Linked DNA regions of Homo sapiens: region 1 is linked to region 2. Evidence: read pairs that join two places in POLR2A ChIA-PET (ENCODE). Cell type or tissue: endothelial cell of umbilical vein. All regions are shown on one strand. Each heading gives the region's core, and the rest is flanking DNA. Links, peaks and the distances in the headings are about the cores only. Region 1 overlaps SIL1 (SIL1 nucleotide exchange factor). Region 2 overlaps CTNNA1 (catenin alpha 1).

Region 1 (7,041 bases), core at 1,132-6,131, 330 kb before region 2:
CTGGAAAGACCTGCTTGAGGCTGGTTTACAGTTAACTTTGTTTTTCTTTTAAAGCCACTCCTTGGCTGGGTACTGTGGCTCACGCCTGTAATTTCAGCACTTTGGGAGGCTGAGGCGGGGGGTGGGGGTTACTTGAGCCCAGGAGTTCAGGATCAGCCTGGGCAACATGGCGAAACCGTGTTAGTAGTCTCTACTAAAAATACAAGACAAAGGCTGGGCGCGGTGGCTCACGCCTGTAATCTCAGCACTTTGGGAGGCTGAGGCGGGTGGATCACAAGGTCAGGAGATCGAGACCATCCTGGCTAACACGGTGAAACCCCGTCTCTACTAAAAATACAAAAAAATAATTAGCCGGGCGTGGTGGTGGGTGCCTGTATTCCCAGCTACTTGGGAGGCTGAGGCAGGAGAATGGTATGCACTTGGGAGGCAGAGCTTGCAGTGAGCTGAGATTGTGCCACTGCACTCCAGCCTGGGCGACAGAGTGAGACTCTGTCTCAAAAAAAACAAAAACATTGCCAGGTGTGCTGGTGTGTGCCTGTAGTGCCCGTTACTTAGGAGGATGAGGTGGGAAAATCACCTGAGCCTGGAAAGTTGAGGCTCCAGTGAGCTGCTATCATGCCACCGCACTCCAGCCTGGGCTATGGGAATGAGATCCTGTCTCAGGAAAAAGAAAAAAAGTCACTCCTTGCCCAGGCTGTAATGCAATGGCATGATGATAGCCCACTGCAACCCCAAATTCCTTGGCTCAAGCAGTCCTCCTGCCTCAGCCTTCCAAGTAGCTGGGACTACAGGTACTCATCACCACGCCTATTTTTGTATTTTTTGTAAGGACAGGATCTTGCTATATTGCTCAGGCTGATCTTGAACTTGTGGCCTCAAGGGATCCTCCTGTCTTGACCTTCTAAAGCTCTGGGATTGCAGGCATGAGCCACTATGCCTGGCCCCTCTTAAAAAATAAGTAGAATGAGTACCCTCTAAAATAGCAATAAGAAGTATTTAATGGTAAATACTAGGTGATAGGAATGTTTCAGCTCCATTGTCATCTTATGAGACCACTGTCGTATAAGTGGTCTGTTGTTGACTGAAATGTGCAGCACATGACTCTGATTTATATCAGACAAATTCTGTCAGTGCAGTTGTTGTCTAGTTAGGGAGACAGATTTCTGTGCTGTTGACGAAGAGTTAGACTCTGTAAAATATTTTTTAGAGACTTATTCTGAGCCAAACCTGAGTGACCATGGCCCATGACATAGCCCTCAGGAGGTCCTGAGAACATGTGCCCAAGGTGTTCGGGGTACAGCTTGGTTTTATATATTTCAGGGAGGCACAAGACATCAATCAAATACATTTAAGAAATACAGGCCAGGCGTGGTGGCTCAGGCCTGTAATCCCAGCACTTTGGGAGGCCTAGGTGGGCGGATCTTGAGGTCAGGAGATCGAGACCATCCTGGCTAACACGGTGAAACTCCATCTCTACTAAAAAATAATAAAAAAAAATTAGCCGGGCATGGTGGGCATGTACCTGTAGCCCCAGCTACTCAGGAGTCTGAGGCAGGAGAATCACTTGAACACAGGAAGCGGAGGTTGCAGTAAACCGAGATCGTGTCACTGTATTCCAGCCTGGTGACAGGGTGAGACCCCGTCTCAAAAAATAATAATAATAAAAATAATAAAAAAGACAGACATTGGTTTGGCCTGTAATCCCAGCAATTTGGGAGGCTAAGGTGGGCGGATCACCTGAGGTCAGGAGTTCAAGACCAGCCTGGCTAACATGGTGAAACCCTGTTTCTACTAAAAATACAAAAAATTAGCCAGGTGTGGTGGCATGTGCCTGTAATCCCAGCTAGTCGGGAGGCTGAGGCATGAGAATTGCTTGAACCTGGGAGGTGGAGGTTGCAGTGAGCCGAGATCACACATTTGTGCTCCAGCTTGGGCAACAAGAATGAAACTCCATCTCAAAAAAACAAACAAACAAGAAATACATTGGTTTGGTTCAGAAAGGTGGGACAACTCAAAGTGGGGGCTTCCAGGCTATAGGTAAATTTAAACATTTTCTGGCTGACGGTTGAGTTTATCTGAAGATCTGGGATCAATAGAAAGGAAATGTTTAGGTTAACATAAAGGATTGTGGAGACCAAGTTTTATTGTGCAGAGGAAGCTCTCAGGTAGCACACTTCAGAGAGAGCAGGTTGTAAAATGTTTCTTATCGGACCTAAAAGAATGCGTGACTCTTAGTTGATTATCTCCTGGATCTGGAAAGGAAGGAAGGAAGAAAGGAAAACAAGGGGGTAGGGGATTCTCTATAGAATATGTGGATTTTTCCCACAAGGGATCACTTTGCAGGGCCATTCAAGATATGGCAGAGAAACATGTTTTGGGGTAAAATATTTTTATTTTCTTCCTTGTTATGCCAGAGTCAGATTGGAAAGTAAGTCTCAATATACATGGTTAAATAAAACCCATCTGATGAGAATTTACTGTTTGTAGGACATGACTCCCCAGACCTTTTAGATAGGAATTTGGGCCAGATAAAATCAGAGTTTAGTCCTCATTGCTTTCTACTCTACCATCTTCCCACCTCTTCCTTACTAGCTTTTGGACTTTGTTCTTATTACTTCTGTGACTTAGTTTCTTCATCTGAATAAGTGTGTACTGATACCCACCTCCTAGGGCAGTTAGGATGAAATGAAATAATGGAGGTCATGTGCTTGGCACATGGTAGGTGCTCAATGAATGGTGAAGATTGTAATGCCTTTAAAGAGCTCAAGTTTCATTAGGGACAGAACCCATGGGCCCGACCCTAGGGGCTGAGAGAGGCTGACTAACGACATGGGGACAGTGGGGTTGGGTTTGCCTTGTTAGGGAAGGTTCTTGGAGAAGGTATTTGGAGTCAGGCCTCAATCTGTGTCCCTTACTGGGGAAGGTGAGCGGCTCCTTCAAGTAGAGAGAAGGCAATGGGCAGAAGCTTTGAGTAGTAACCAGAAAGAACTGTTTTTTCTCTTCCCTCTTGTGAGGGAAGGGATGGAGTCATTAGAGAAAGTAGCTGGTGCACTGGCTCTTTTGAGTCAGAGAGACTTGGAGTCCCTTCCTGGCTTTGTGCCATGTACATGTTGCGTGGCCTTTGGCAAGTCATTTCCCCTCCTGTCTGAACTTTGGTTACTTTATCTGTAAAATGGAGATGATAATATCTTTTTTTTTTTTTTTTTGAGACATTCTCTTGTTGTTGCCCAGGCTGGAGTGCAGTGGCACGATCTTGTCTTACTGCAACCTCTGTCTCCTGGGCTCAAGCTATTCTTGTGCCTTAGCCTCCCGAGTAGCTGGGATTACAGGCTTACGCCACCATACCCAGCTAATGTTTGTATTTTTAGTAGAGACGGGGTTTCACCCTGTTGGCCAGGCTAGTCTTGAACTCTTGGCCTCAAGTGATCTGCCCGCCCAGCCTCCCAAAGTGCTGGAATTATAGGCGTGAATTATAGGAATTATAGGTGAGATGATAATATCTACTTACAGTGCTGGATGAGGATGAAATAATTGCAATTTTAAATGGCAAAAACCACAATTACTTTTGCACCAACCCAATATTTAATACATTTAGTACAGTGCCCTTCACTTAGTGCATATTTAATAACTGATAAATTAAAAAATAGTGAAGCAGCTGGGCATGTTGGCTCATGCCTGTAATCCCAGCACTTTGGGAGGCCGAGACGGGCGGATCACTTGAGCCCAGGAGTTCAACACCAGCATGACCAATATGGTGAAACCCCATCTCTACCAAAAACACAAAAAATAGCCAGGCGTGGTGGTGGGCACCTGTAATCCCAGCTACTCAGGAGGCGGAGGCAGGAGAATCGCTTGAACCTGGGAGGTGGAGGTTGCAATGAGACGAGATGGTGCCACTTGACTCCAGCCTGGGTGACAGAGCGATACCTTGTCTCCACAAAAGAAAAAACCGAAAAAAAAACAAAACAGTGAAGCATTTCTTTTGGGGAAATTAAGCTGTTTTAAATTTCTGTGGTTAGATAACTTTTCTGAAAAGTCAGTTTCCATCTTGGAATCAGTTATCAGTTTCCCTCAATTTCTTAAGGAGCACGTCACCTTGCTGCCTGACGCCCTTTGGGCTCACCATCATACTTAGAATCAACTCCAAACTCCTTAGCCTGGTTATAAGGCCTTTCATATTCCGATCCCTGCCTGCCTTCCTTGGCAGCTTTATCTCCTAACCTCCCCTACTCCCTTCTGCTTGCCTTCTGTGTTCTGGACACAGTAACTTACTTTCTGCTTCTTAAACAGAGGGCCTTTGCTCCACCTGTACCCTCTGCCTAGAATATTTTTCTCTCGTCTTCATTGGATGAGCTCTTTGTCATTCTCAGCTCAGTTCTGCTGTTATTTACAAGAAAGGCTCTTCCTTTTATCTGGTATAAAGTGACTACTTAAGTCACCATAACTTAACCACTTGATATTTTTCTTGCTTTTCTGCTTCTTGTTGACTCTGTTTTCCCTCCACTAGAACGTAAGTTTCATGAGAGTAGGGACGAGATCTGTTTGTCACATTCACAGCTGTATTCCCAGTCCTAGGAAAGGTACCTGGCATATAGTAGATGATCAAACAACATTTGTTGAATGAATGAGCTGTGAATGAGAATGTGTTCTTTTATTACGCTGAACCTGGGTACACAGGTGTTCACATTCACATTCCTACTGCTTTGTTCCTTAAATAAATGTAATCAAGATGATTTTCTTTCTTATTCATTAACTATTGTGCTCCTCCACTCCCATTAATTGGAACAGTCTGTGGAGAGGCCATTTTCCCCTTCCTTCGTTTTATGTGGCTCTCTTTCTTCCTAGCATTTTGTTACTGGAAGGGGGAGTTTGTGGTTGCTAGGCTTTGAGCATTGATTTTTAGGATTTCTGTCATAAGGAAGCAAGCTTTAGTGAATTGGTTTGGAATAAAACAAACACAAAAGCTCACCAGGAATAGCAAATTTATCTCACTCTGATTTTTTACTGACATTTTTTGTAGTACTCCCTAAGTTCTTAGATAAGGTCATTAGACAGGAATTGACAATGGCCAGATAGAAACAAATTCACAGAATGTGAGTGGGTGGCAGGGTGAGACATGGAGAGGTCAGAGGGGATAGTGCTTCTCTTTCTGGTAGTGGCCTGGTTTTTCATGGCAAATATTGGCCAGTGTAACTGTTCTCCTTTCGTAGGGCCTGTATGTTTGGGAGCTGTAGAGACTGTAGGGGGACTGCTCAGTGCTGGTGTGCCCACCTGGTAAGGCCTAGGCAATCCTAATTTTTTTTTTTTTTTGAGACAGAGTCTCTCTCTGTTGCCCAGGCTGGAGTGCAGTGGCATGATCTTGGCTCACTGCAACGACCACTTCCCAGCCTCAGATGATCCTCCCACCTCAGCCTCCCAAGTAGTGGGGACTACGGGAGCGTGCTACCATGCCCAGCTAATTTTTGTGTTTTTAGTAGAGATGGGGTTTTGCCATGTTGCCCAGTCTGGTCTCAAACTCCTGGACTCAATCTGCCCACCTCAGCCTCCCAAAGTGGTGGGATTACAGGCATGAGCCACCGCACCTGGCCAGCAATTCTAATTCTTTGCTTTTCTAGGGAAGTGCTCCAAGCTCCTGGGAGTAAGGAAGATGTGGGACTCTGGTCACTTTTGAAAACGTTTGAGTCCTAAATGTTATTGGTGCTCAAAGACCTGGTTCTTAAGATAATAAAATCCCAGGGATGGATATGAGAAAGAGAGAGTGTCTAGAACAGGGTTAGCCGACAGATGTTCATTAGCTTTCCCAAAAACAATTCTTTGTGTGTTGAGAACTGTAGCCCTGCAGATACTGGTCTCTACTCATGTCTAGGGCTCCTTTTTCCCACCTGAAGCTGGCTTCTCCTTTTCCTTTTCTCAAAGCACATGGTTACCTTTAACCTGACTTAGATGTTGTCTACTCTTCACTATACGGCTCTCAAATGAAGGATATTGGACAGCCTGCTTGTTAGCTTTCTCCTTCATTTCCCTTATTTAAAGATTTGGCCTTGTGGCTGACTGAGGGTATTTGGTTATTCTTTTTTTTGAGTCAGAGTTTCACTCTTGTTGCCCAGGCTGGAGTGCAATGGCGCGATCTCAGTTCATCGCAACCTCTGCCTCCCAGGTTCAAGCGATTCTCCTGCCTCAGCCTCCTGAGTAGCTGGAATTACAGGCATGCGCCACCATGCCCAGCTAATTTTGTGTTTTTAGTAGAGACGAGGTTTCACCATGTTGGTCAGGCTGGTCTCAAACTCCTGACCTCAGGTGATCCACCCGCCTCAGCCTCCCAAATTGCTGGGATTACAGGCATGAGCCACCGCGCCCAGCCTGTTATTCTTGTTACTATTAACTTGCTTTAGTTACTGACTATCCCCTATCCTTCTGGAATAGTCTTTATGTTTAAACTTATGTAGAAGTCCCCTTTTAGTGAAACTCTTGCTACCCCCACCCTTTTTTATTTGTGATGGAGTCTTGCTCTGTTTCCCAGGCTGGAGTGCTGTGGCATGATCTTGGCTCACCGCAACCTCCACCTCCCAGGTTCAAGCAATTCTCCTGTCTCAGCCTCCTGAGTAGCTGGGACTACAGGTGTGTGCCACCACACCCAGCTAATTTTTGCATTTTGAGACGGGTTTTCACCATGTTAGGCTGGTCTCCAACTCCTAACCTCAGGTGGTCTGCCTGCCTCGGCCTCCCAAACTGCTGGGATTATAGGCATGAGCCACGACACCTGGCCTCGCTCCCTTTTTTATGCAAGAATTTCAGCTATACACCAGCAAGACAGGGATTTGAAGGTTCTAGTAGTTACCAGAAGGTAGTTTTTTGGTAGAACAGCTTTTTGGTAGAGTGGCTCTCTCAACCAACTTTGGGCTCAAAAATCATTATTAAGGCTCTGCTCACTTCTTTTACTGCCCCTTTTCAGTGCTAAATGATGATCCTCATTCCTTTAATCTTTTTTCACTTGCTCTGTTTCCTGGCCCCTGTGTTGTTTCTGCAGTTCTTCAAAGGAGT
Region 2 (7,041 bases), core at 1,443-6,442:
GCCTACTCCTTGGGCCAAAAAGAATAACTGAAGGAGAAACTATATTATATTTTTCCCTAAAAACACCAATTTGCACATTTGCACATACATTTTATAGTTTTACGTTCACACCAAACATGGCATTGCACACACAAACACACGAGAGGAGAGGGAGAGACCTGTCAGCTATGATTAGATGCCTGAACTACAAAATCATGCAGACTGGAAATGGAGACTGCCACTTTGGCTCTTTGCTAGAGGCAGAGAGCAAGCAATGGAGCAGACACAGAAAGCTATAAAGCACCTGTCACAGAAGGCATGTCCCTTGGTCCCCACCTATCCAGATCCCTGTTCACCCTATTCTTTGCTACACTTTATTTTCTGTTCTTTTGTTCCAAGGCATCTTGATATTTTTTAATAACACCACCCATTATATCCCCATCTTCACGGTTTTACTTGGTCTTACTTGAGAGATTCTCTGTGCATTTTAACAAGGTCAGTTAGAGGGGCAGCTATTAATGACCCCAATTCCAGCCAAGAAAGCTGCCCTGGGGAGATTACATTACTTGATCAAGCTTTAACAAGTTCTATTCTATGGAAGTATCAGCTTACTGCTCATCATCCATGGCATCACATGTGAAGAGCACCACCAGGAGTATCTCTGGACTAAAAAATCAGAAGCCTTAGTTCTAGTCCTAACTGTTCAAACATGGGTGTAACCATGGCCTAACACTTCACTAGTTTCAGACTCAGTTTTGAAAACACTGGTTGAGTTTTGGTTCTGGCTAAATGTAATAAATATACTCCACCCTGTCTGTCCCACTGAATGTAACTAAAGATCCTGAGCAGAACACATGGAGTGGCAATCCAAGAATTGAAATAAAGAATGGTCGAATCTACAATTAAAGTTGGAGACTGCAACACTCTTATCTCAGTAATTCTTAGAATAATTAGATCTTTCCCCCAACTAAAAAAACAGCAAGCTATAGAACAATGCCATCAACCAACTAGATCTAAGTGACACTTTCACTCCACCCAACAATAACAGAATACAGGCCAGGCACGGTGGCTCATGCCTGTAATCCCAGCACTTTGGGAGGCCAAGGCGGGTGGATCACCTGAGGTCAGGAGTTAGAGACCAGCCTGGCCAACATGGGAAAACCCCACCTCTACTAAAAATACAGAAATTAGCCAGGCGTGATGGCGGGTGCCTGTAATCCCAGCTACTCGGGAGGCTGAGGCAGGAGAAATCACTTGAGCCGAGATCATGCCTCTATACTTCCAGCCTGAGCAACAGAGCAAGACTTCGTCTCAAAAAAGAAAAAAAAAATAAAAAGCAGAATACATATTATTTGTCAAGTGCAAACAGAACATTACAAAGGTAGCACTGGGTCATAAAACAAGGCTCAATTAACAAATTTAAAAAAAATTGAAATCATGCAAAGTTTATGTTCTCTGACCATATGGAATTAGAATTAAACTAGAAATCAGTAACAGAAACATAGCAAGAAAATCTCCAAATACTTGGAAATTACACAACATACTTCTAAATAAGCCAGTGATCAAAGAAGAAGACTCGAGGAAAATTTTAAAATATCTTGAACTGAACAAAAATGAAAATATAGGCCGGGCACGGTAGCTCACGCCTGTAATCCCAGCACTTTGGGAGGCCGAGGTGGGAGGATCATTTGAACTCAAGAGTTCAAGACCAGCCTGGGTAACACGATGAGACCCGATCTCTTAAAAACAAACAAACAAACAACAACAAAAAAATAAAAATAATTTTAAAATGAAAATACAACGTATCAGAATTTATCGGATGCAGACAAAGCAGGGCTTAGATTAGGGAAATCTATACCACTATATCTTTACACAAAGAAGAAAGGTCTCAAGTCAATAACCTAAGTTCTCACCTCAGGAAACTAGTAAAGATAGAATAAAATAAACCCAAAATAAGCAGACAGAAAAATAAATAAATAAAAAGCAGAAACAGATGAAATTGGAAGTATTAGAGGAAAAAAAAATTAATGAAACCCAAAGCTGGATTTTTCAAAAGATCACTAGAATTGATAAACTTCTGGCCAGATTGACAAAGAAAGAAAAAATAAAACAAATTATCAAGAATAGTTATGAAACAGAGAATACTGCTACAGATGCTAAACAGTAGAAGGATAGTAAGAGATTACAACAAACATCTCCATGCGTACAAAATCAACTAAGTGGATAAAATGAACTAATTCATTGAAAGCCACAATCTTCCAAAATTTACCCAAGAAACAATACATAACTTAGTTTTATATCTACTGAAGAAACTGAATTTATAATTTAAAACCTTCAGAAAAATTAATTGGTTGGGCTGGGTGCCATGGCTCACGCCTGTAATCCCAGAACTTTGGGAGGCTGAGGTGGGTATAGCATTTGACATCAGGACTTTGAGACCAGCCTGGCCAACATGGTGAAACCCTATCTCTACTAAAAATACAAAACTTAGCCAGACATGGCAGTGCACACCTGCAGTCCCAGCTACTGGGGAGCTGATTGAAACAGATTAAAAATTGGCAAGTTTCTATAAAGGACCAAATAGCAAATACTTTAGGCTCTGGGGCCATGCGGTCTCTTTAGAAACTACTTGGCCAGGCATGGTGGCTCACACCTGTAATCCCAGCACTTTGGGAGGCTGGGGCAGGCAGACTGCTTTCAGTCCAGGAGTTTGAGACCACCCTTGGCAAAATGGCAAGACCCCATATCTACAAAAAATACAAAAAATTAGTCAGGCATGCTGGTGCACACCTCTAGTCCCAGCTACTGGGGAAGCTGAGATGGCAGAATCACCTGAGCCTGGGAAGTCAAGGCTGCAGTGAGCTGTGATTGCACCACTGCAGTCCCAGCCTGGGTGGCAGAATAAGACCCTGTCTCAAAACAAACAAACAAAACCAAAAAGAGGAGAGAGGAGAGAGGAGAGAGAGAAGAGAGAGGAGAGAGGAGAAGAGAAGAGAAGACGGAGGAGTGGGGAAAGGGGGGGGAGGAGAGGGAGGGGAGGGAGGAGGGGGAGGGGGAAGGAGCAGGAGGGGGAGGATCAAGAGGAGGGGGAGGAGGAGGAACAGGAGGAAAGAAGAAGAAAAGAAGGAGGAGGAGGAGAAGGAAGAAACAACTAAATGAGTATGGCTGTGTTCCAATAAAACTTTATTTATAAAAATAAGTGGCAGGCTAGACTTGACCTGAGAACTATAATTTGTCAACCCCTAGACCACATGATAACGAACGTCACTTCCAAATTCTACCTTCACAATTTTATACTTCCAAGGTCAAAAATCGCTTTGATATACACTGCAAGAAAAGAATGAAGCAAATGCTATCACAGAGAGATAATTGAGTCTCACTTCAAGACTTGATAGAAATGTATACTATAATTTTTTATAAAACCAAACTAACCACTTTAGCCAAACTAGTCCTGAATGAATCATTACCTCGAAAGGACGAATCAACATATTAATGTGTGAAAAACCATCAAATTTCCATATTAATAGTGCTTTGGAAATGAACACGGTGTATGATTATAAACAAAACCTAAAAATCTAAGACACGCAAATCTAACGGTCTAAGTTTTTTAAACTTTGTGACATTAACAACATAAAAAACTTTTTTTAAATGTGGGAAAAAATATCAAAGAAAATTTATAGTGCCCATCGCCCCACCAGCTAGAGATAATTACTAATAATCTGATATATTTAGAGGTTATTACCTGTTAATTCAGAAATACTACTTTAGATATGAAGTCTTTTCAACCCTGCTTGATGGCTAAACAGCACAAAGTGATATAAAGGACAGTCTAACAGCAATCCTGAGGAGGCTAAACTCCTATCCACCTGCTGCCTAACACTGGGCAGGCTTACATGCCTGCTCCATCATTCTGATTTCAAAACCACTACTGCTCCATCAGGCCAGCATCACTTCAACAAATACATAAACATGCATCTTTCTGGTATTAGAGATTAAGAACTTGCCTGCTAAATACTGCAATGCGCAATGCCAGGATAGCTCATAAATGGGAAGTACTTCAAACCTCTTTGAAAGCAACACAAATATAACTGGGGTAAGATGTCTTTCTCAGAGTTATGAAGATCTTTTAAACTCCTTATCTTGAACCGTAAGAAAATCACAAATTAATTTTTGACAAAGTGTTTTCAAATTAAATAAATGCTGCTCTACAACATGGATGAACTTGGAGGGCATTATACTAAGTGAAATAGACACAGAGAAAACTATTGCATGATTTTTACATGTTCTCTAATAAATAAAAACAAGAGAGTAGAAAGGTGGGTTACCATATGGTGGGAGTAGGGGACACTTATGTCAAGGAATACAAAGTTGCAGTTATGCAGGATGAATAAATCTAGAACTCTTGGCCAGCCATGGTGGCTCACACCTGTAATCCCAACACTTTGGGAAGCCAAGGCAGGTGGATCACTTGAGGCCAGGTGTTCGAGACCAGCCTGGCCAATAGCACGGAACCCCATCTCTACTAAAAATACAAAAATTAGCTAGGCTTAGTAACACAAGCCTCTAAACCCAGCTATTATGTTTGGGAGGCTGGAGCATGAAAATCACTTGAATCAGGGACGCAGAGGTTGCAGTGAGCTGTGATCGTACCAGTGCACTCCAGCCTGGGTGACAGAGCAAAAAATAAGTAAATAAAAAATCTAGAGCTCTAATCTACAGCATGAAGCCTATAGTCAATAGCACTGTATTGTATTTGGAAAACTTGCTAAGAGAGTAGATTTTAGGCCCTCTTACCACCCACACAAGGTAACTCTAAGATAACAGATATGTTAAATGGCTTCACTGTAGTAATCATTTAACTATGTATATCTAAATATCACCTTGTATACCTTAAACATATACAGTAAAAATAAAATTTATTAAATAAAAAATAAAAATAAATGCCGCTGTCAAAAAAGCAAGTCCTACACAGGCTCAAATTTTGCATTCAATGCATCATCTACTTATATAAACTCTCCCAAATCCTGTTTATTAGGCAGCTCACAGAAAAGCTTACACTAACAATTCAATAAAATAATCTTCAAATGCCTCTACAGAACTATGGACTACTAATTTAGGTAAGCATCTCTTGCAGAAAACTCAAGAGTTCAAAGAAAGATGGAAATCATACCATAACTGTATAACAAAACTCAGCCTCTGTACCTGCAAACCACAGAGCCCATTTAAACAGCTACAGCACTCAAGTACCACCAGTCTAGCATGGAAAATACTCTAAAAGCTCTTTTGCTCCATGTCAGGCCTCTGAGCCCAAGCTAAGCCATCATATCCCCTGTCACCTGCATGTATACATCCAGATGGCCTGAAGCAACTGAAGATCCACAAAAGAAGCGAAAATAGCCAGTTCCTGCCTTAACTGATGACATTCCACCACTGCGATTTGTTCCTGCCCCACCCTAACTGATAAATTGACTTTGTGACAATACACCCTCCCCACCCTTGAGAAAGTACTTTGTAATATCCTCCCCTGCCCTTAAGAAGGTACTCTGCAATATTCTCCCCACCCTTGACAATGTACTTCATAAGATCCACCCCCTGCCCACAAAAAATTGCTCCTAACTCCACTGCCTATCCCAAACCTATAAGAACTAATGATAATCCCGCCACCCTTCGCTGACTCTCTTTTTGGACTCAGCCCGCCCGCACCCAGGTGATTAAAAAGCTTTACTGCTCTCAAAAAGCCTGTTTGGCAGTCTCTTCACACAGAGGCAAGTGACATTCCACTCACTTCAAGCAGCTATCCCAGACCTGGATCTATTTTACTTAGTCTAGGATATCCAATTTTAGAAATTTAATACTGAAATTTAGATTCCAGTATTTATTTTAGTTCTGGGGGTATTTAATTTTAATGGAAAACTCTGCCACCATTAAGATGTTATAAAATCATATTTGTTAACTTGGGACGATGTACAATGGTAAAAGTATTAAGAGTTCAGACTTTCAGGTCAGACAGATCTGAGCTCAAACTGCACCTGTGTGTATATGTATTTTTGAGCAATTATCAACTCAATAGGGTTATTATGGGGATAAAATGTCTCTCAGCACAATGGCTGGCATATGGTAAGCAGTGTAAAAGTATGGACAATCATTACTAACAACATTTTTAAAAAGAAAAGGTAAGAAAAGAACAGATATAAGTGTACATATACACAGATCCGAATTAAGTCTGGAATGTTATACACAAAAATGAGTGGTGGGATTATGGACAATATATAATGAACACAGAACTTTTATAATCAGGAAAAAATTAAGCTACTCTAATTCTGAAGAAAAGAAAAGTGTAGCCACAACATAATGCAGTAACAAGCTCTTCAGAGTCCTTCAAAAGCTCTGGCTATGCTAAAGAGATTCCAGGAAGGCATTTGCAAAACTGAGAAAGGATTAACATCTAAATTGAGTGCTTCACTTCACTATAATAACAATATATCTTTTCAAAAGATCTTTGAAAATGAACATTAGCTGCATACCATTCATACAATCCACATCAAATTTACCCAAATCGAATTAAAATTTTATACTTGATGTATTAACATAGTCATATTCCTCAAATATACATCCAGTCCAACCAAAGTATGTCCAGTTACTGCATTCTTCTTTTGGGATCCTACAACTACTATGTCCAACGTTTTCAGGCAAGAACAAAGATAAAATGTATCCTTAAGAAACATTATCCTTACAAGGTCCTAAATTGAACCAATTTTCTTCTATCTAAAACTACAGTTTTAAGTATTAAAAGAATACAAGTTATAATAGCTACTATGCATGGACTACCATGCCATTCTGGACATTGAACAAAGTTGATCCTAACCTCTCATCTACTCACCTTAGCTGGTTGGTTACTTATTGGTTAGAACTATCCAACAGAGATACAATGCAAGCCAGAAATAAACCACCCATATAATTTTTATAACATATATACAAGTTATAGATACATATATAACCAATGTAAATATGATTTTTCTCGTAGCCATAAGTGAAAAGAAACAGGTAAAAATAAAGTTTAAT

Evidence for each region. Peaks named below come from ENCODE experiments on the same cell type or tissue, not always from the same donor. Only the 100,000 strongest peaks of a DNase experiment are listed, where the experiment ranks them.
Region 1: POLR2A ChIA-PET joins it to region 2 with 6 read pairs; 2 of 35 experiments call an interaction of 5 or more read pairs at or near these places.

Annotation. Positions count from the first base shown.
Region 1 is chr5:139,160,282-139,167,322 of GRCh38, reverse strand. The region is part of intron 1 of SIL1 (SIL1 nucleotide exchange factor); the gene reads left to right. Among named protein-coding and RNA genes, the nearest start is that of SIL1, 35 kb to the left of the region's middle. RefSeq lists a silencer at 2,996-3,196. In endothelial cell of umbilical vein, for the core only: no CTCF peak of the experiment used is centred there; a DNase peak (open chromatin) is centred at 3,092.
Region 2 is chr5:138,833,493-138,840,533 of GRCh38, reverse strand. All of the region lies in intron 7 of CTNNA1 (catenin alpha 1), which reads right to left. Among named protein-coding and RNA genes, the nearest start is that of LRRTM2, 38 kb to the left of the region's middle. In endothelial cell of umbilical vein, for the core only: no CTCF peak of the experiment used is centred there; no DNase peak of the experiment used is centred there.